Linked DNA regions of Homo sapiens: region 1 is linked to region 2. Evidence: chromatin contacts called from ENCODE POLR2A ChIA-PET data. All regions are on one chromosome and are shown on one strand. The core of a region is the stretch at or near the end of the contact, and the rest is flanking DNA. Distances in the headings are between cores, read along the strand shown. Region 1 overlaps ATG13 (autophagy related 13). Region 2 holds the start of DGKZ (diacylglycerol kinase zeta).

The links. ChIA-PET counts read pairs that join two places held with the same protein, here RNA polymerase II (POLR2A).
Region 1: POLR2A ChIA-PET joins it to region 2 with 12 read pairs in PC-9. The contact joins the enhancer-like site here to the promoter of DGKZ in region 2. POLR2A ChIA-PET finds 5 or more read pairs at or near these places in 5 of 52 experiments (AG04449, GM12878, PC-9 and 2 more).

What each region holds. Positions count from the first base shown.
Region 1 is chr11:46,648,002-46,650,701 of GRCh38, reverse strand. ATG13 (autophagy related 13) reads right to left here. Exons shown (of 19, transcript NM_001346311.2): 6 at 1,519-1,565; 7 at 385-525. Among named protein-coding and RNA genes, the nearest start is that of ATG13, 32 kb to the right of the region's middle. Within about 2 kb of position 1,386, at least 14 of the 41 ENCODE cell types and tissues checked have a DNase peak (open chromatin) inside an H3K27ac peak, as active enhancers do.
Region 2 is chr11:46,346,161-46,348,860 of GRCh38, reverse strand. It overlaps DGKZ (diacylglycerol kinase zeta), which reads right to left and starts at 1,398. Exons shown (of 31, transcript NM_001199267.2): 1 at 1,041-1,398. The coding sequence starts at 1,201. RefSeq lists silencers at 90-249, 886-1,099, 1,062-1,111, 1,212-1,691 and enhancers at 1-572, 2,476-2,525, 2,596-2,665.

The DNA of each region.
Region 1 (2,700 bases), core at 137-2,636, 300 kb before region 2:
CCCGGGAGGCAGAGGCTGCAATGGGCCAAGATCGCGCCATTGCACTCTAACCTGGGCGATGGAGCGAGACTCCGTCTCTAAATAAATAAATAAATAAAACTCTTGACTTCCTTCCCTAGCTCTAAGATGTTTATCACTAGGACCTCAACATCCATTCCACAGGAATCACGATTGTGCATATAGAAAAGGATAATAAACCTGGTGGCTTTGGAAGGGTGAGGTTCATAAGGCAGGCTGGATAGTGATCACATGAAAGCGACAGCATCAATAATCCAACAAACCAACCAACTGTCCAAAACATCATCACAGAACATCTAAATGCCAGACAATGTACAAAGTGAGGGGGTTGATGAGTGAATCAAGATGACCATCTATGCTGTTTACCTGTATAATATGACATATTCATGCCCTTGTTTCCTGGAGAGCCTATAGGCTGGTGTCACCCTAGTTATAGCAAGAAGGGACTTCAGCAGCAATGACAGTCTGTTGTACACCGTGTAGGAAACTTTGATTTCTTTATCACACCTGCCAGGCACAAAGATATGGTCAGCATTCTTCTATTTAGCGCTGGAGCTACACAAGACCAAATTTATTATTAAGACATGTTCTGACTAACCAGAGAACTCTAATTACACCTTTATCAACAGATTACTGAGGTAAGCCAATGTTTTACTTTCTCATGTACTAGACACAGGCAAATGAGCACCAAAAGGCACCCAATATATTTTTTCTAGCTTCAAAGTGGTTATTTTTTTTTTAGAAATAAAGCAGCACATCTGAAAACATATAAATAAATAAATACTGCAATTATATACACTGAAGGTGCAAACATGTACTATCCTATGAGCTGTCTATCTCGATAATCTAACAGAAGTCTGCAGAAAAGTCAGCTTGGCTCTAAAATTTTGGGTCATAACCTGGCAATTGCATTTATTCAATAAAGAAAATTAATGTCCACCACATATACTTATCACTAAGATTTTTCTTTTGATGTGTTGATGTTTCCTCAATTTTCCTATATACTCTTGTTGAAAACTGAAGCTTCAGGCAAGAGATAAGCTAATCTGCCTTGAAAGAAGAAAATGGGGAAAGGAAATAACATGCATTTCCAATCCATGACCCATACAGTCTGTAAAAAGGAGCAGGGAGGGGAAATCTTATTGGATGGCTGCCACACAGAAAACAGACAAAACAGAGTAGTCATATTACAAGAGCTCGCAAGGGATTTAATCAGAGAACTAGCTGTACTCTGGGAAAACAACAAAGCCTTTTCAGCTTTTTCTGCTGCTCCTTTCCCTGTAGTATCTGAGTCTCTCTGGACTGATGTTCCCTCTGAAGGTCATCTCTGTGTCCAGGCTGGAAGCCAAGGATGAAGCAAATTGTAGCAAAGACCTATTGGCTTTGTTAAGTGGTCAGAATGCCCTCCCTGACTCTGAAAACAAAGCCCTGCTTTTCACATGATGTCATCTACTTTATCCTCAGCAACCACAACCAAGGACCCTAAGACGCAGCACTTACTTTTCATTCATTTCAAGACACCATATTTCCAGCTCCATGGAATCTCCCTGTAGAAAGGACAAATTTAAAATATTTGTTTAAAAAATTTTTAATTTCAAAGCATTACAGTCACTATAAAAATATTAAAAGGTATAGATAAGCAAAAAAAAAAGAATAGATATCAACTTATAATCGAACAAGCCTCTTCTCTAAATAAAAGGGCAATCACAGTCTATATGCTATTTTGATGACTTGTTTTTTCTTAATAAATACGTCATGGAATTTTCCTTATAATTAAAAATTCTAAATCATTTAAAATGGTTCCACAGTATCCCACCATATGACTATCATTTTATCCAACCAGTCCTCCAATTCTTGGACATAAAGGTTGTTTCTCTCTCTCTCTTTTTTTTTTTTTTTTTTTTTTAAAGACAGAGTCTCACTCTGTCGCCCAGGCTGGAGTGCAGTGGTGCAATCTGGGCTCACTGCAAGCTCCGCCTCCCGGGTTCACGCCATTCTCCTGTCTCAGCCTCCTAAATAGCTGGGACTACAGGCGCCTGCCATCACAGCCAGCTAATTTTTTGTATTTTTAGTAGAGACGGGGTTTCACATGTTAGCCAGGATGATCTGGATCTCCTGACCTGGTGATCTGCCTGCCTTGGCCTCCCAAAGTGCTGGGATTACAGGCGTAAGCCACTGCGCCCGGCCAAGGTTGTTTCTTTATTCTTTTTTGGGGGTATCTTCATCTTAGTGTGAACATAAAGGTTGTTTCTAATTTTCATTACTGCAAAAATTGTGATAAACAACCTTGAGACTAAAACTTCTCCCACAAACTCAATTAATTTCTTTGGGAAAATTTTCAGAATTACAATTGCTGGGCCAGGCATGGTGGCTCACGCCTGTAATCCCAGCACTTTGGGAGTTGTACTAAAAATACAAAAATTAGCTGGGCGTGGTAGCGGGTGCCTGTAGTCCCAGCTACTCAGGAAGCTGAGACAAGAGAATCGCTTGAACCCAGGAGGGGAAGGTTGCAGTGAGCCAAGATCGTGCCACTGCACTCCAGCCTGGGCAACAGAGCAGGAAAAAAAAGTGCTGGGGGGGGTGGGGTTAAGTAATTTGGCTAAAGTCACTCAGCTGGGATTGAACTTGGCTCTGTGTAGCTCCAAATTCTATTTACCTTTCATTATACCATACAGCCTTATA
Region 2 (2,700 bases), core at 149-2,648:
TGGCTGATTGGCTACAAGCTCCTTGGCCACCAGGGAAGGGCAAGGCTCGGTCAGGAAGAAGCGCAGGGAGCCAGGTCAGGTACTCCTGGGGCCTCACGTCCCTTACCTTACACCACGGCTACCAGGGCAGGCAGCGGCTCACGACCAAGAGCAGCACACTTGCCATGAACTGCCTGCACTCAGTCTTTCCACACTCTCCCCCCGGTTCCCCGCTAGAGTCCTGGTCAAAGCTCTGTCACAGGCACAAGATGGTGACATTTGGAGTGCTGGGGGAGGGGGCAAGATGAAGCTTGAACAGCCAGCAGATTCCAGACTCCAGCCCACCCCATCCCTTTCCCAGCATGGGCTGGAAGAGGGTAGAGGGAGACATGCTGCCTGCCTAGCAGAGGGATGGGCTGGGGTCTCTCTGCTAATTAAGAGCAAGGTAGGGCAGATGATCAGGCACCCCCAACCCCAAGGAGAAGCTTAACATGTTAAACAATTAAACCAGTGACCAGAGCTTGGGGACAAGCCATGTGTGGTGACGGTATCAACGGGGCTACGTTCTGCAGATGCCACGCAGTGATGGTAGGCAACCTGGTCCCACGAAAGTCCAAAGGGCGGTGTGATCCCCACCTCAGTGGTGCCAGGAGGCTCAGAGAGGCCCTGTTCTATCAGTGCCAAGAAGGCGTGGGTGACCAGTCCTGGGGGCCCAACCTGCTTGTGCCGGGGGCTGGGGTGATTCCATCTTCCTGCTGGAGGGTTGGGAGCCGATCCTCCCACGGTACTACACATGAGGCGCACTAGACTGCCGGTGCCAGGGAATGACCCCCACCCGGTGACAGTGCCAAGCCGACCGATCCCGCCCGTGTCCCGGCCCTGGGGGATGACTCCCAGTGGGTGCCCACGCCAAGACGGCTCGTGCCGCCGGTGCCAGCCTCTCCCCGACTCAGTGTCAGTACCGAAGTGGCCCGGACCCCCAGTGGCCGAGGAATGTCCCCCGGTGAGGGAGCGGTAACCTGCCGGTGCCTCGGTGCCTGCCCCGCCGCCGCCCCGCTCACCTGTGCCCGAAGAGCCGCAGCCCCGGGAAGCGCCGCTTGTTGAGTCGCCGCGGCGCCTTGTCCGGCTCGGGACCGGCGTCGCGCTCGGAGCCGCTGGACGAGGCGGAAGCCGACTCGGAGTCGCTGCTCCGGGCCTCGGGGCTACCGTCCCGCGGCTCCATCCGGCCCTAGCCCCGGCCGGCGGAGGGCCCGCGGGAGACGCCCATGCCGGGCCGGCGGCCGGGGCTCAGCACGCCCGCTCCGCGCCGCCCGCCACCTCCATGGCGCGCGCTCGCTCCGCCCGCCCCGCGCCGCGCGCCCCCGCTCCCCACGCCCAGGTGCCCGGGAAGCCGCTGCCGCCGCCGCTCCAGGAAGTGCCGCCAGCCGCGGCCGCAGGACCCCGCATAGCTGGCCGGGCCGCTGCCTGCCCGCCGCCGAGCACGCCCCCTCGGCCGCACGGTGGCACCGGGCCCGCAGCGCCCTCTGCCGGACGCCCGCTGCGCTGCAGCCCGCTGGGGCGGTCCGAGGGGCGGGGCGACGAATGGGCGGGGCAGCAGAAAGCCCTGCCCCCAGCCCGGCCCGGCCCGCCTGGATGGGACTGAATCTCCCGGCCTGGCACACTCGCACTGCGCGCATCCAGACGCGCATCTTTCCTCCCCCGATCCCTCCGCTACCAAACAACTGCACGCTCACAAGTGTACACTCGCGAGGGCTGCTGTCACCACCTCCCCTCCGCTCTCGCACACCCTACTCATAGCCACTCACAATCTCCACCCATACCTCCTTGGCTCCCCCAAATCGCACCCAGGGGAACAAAAGTCACACAGTGCTCCCCATGCACGCAGAACAAACACATCCCTTACACAATTATGCCCACTCATTACTTAAACGAACACTTCCCACCCCAGCCTCTCGCACTCAGTGACCAAAGTCACTTAATGACTCGCACACACACCAACAAAGAACTCACAAGTTTCTCCTACAAAGTCATCCTTCCACAGCTATTCACAATGGTTTCCAACCTTCTCACCCAGGCCCAACACATCGCATTTTCCTGACATAGTATTCAACAGAACCTATAGATCTCATATGCTACGGGAATCACCTGCACAGCCCTTACACACTCACAAATACACAGAAGGACAACAGGTACCACACTCCCATTCACAAGCACACATGCCCACACAGAACACACACCTTTCTCCTACATACAAATACTCCCAGGACAATGGTTACCGGTTGCCACATCCCTCACACATATGTATGTGTGTGCATATGCACACACTCCCATCCAGAAATATACCTCACATGCACACACAAAGACACCCCACAATGCAGCCGAGGCCGTCCCCCTCCAGAAATGAGAGCAATTGGAACCCAAGCAGTCACCTGTAGGGGCACAGCCATCACACACACCGGGGCTGTTTCTGATGGCCCCCGCAGGGCTGACGAAGGGAGGCCAGGAGCTGGGAAGCATGGTCTTCCACCTCCCCAAACCCTACCACCCTGCTGCCCACACCAGCTGCCCACTACTTCTGTGTGCACGCCTCTCTGCCAAGCCACATCCTGTGTCACCTTCGCTTTCATCCTCCCCTCTTGGGTTCTGGCAGCCCGTTTTCCAGCCTTAGTCAGCCGCAAATAGCCAATGCTTAGGGCTGTGACCTGCGGACAAGCCTGTGAT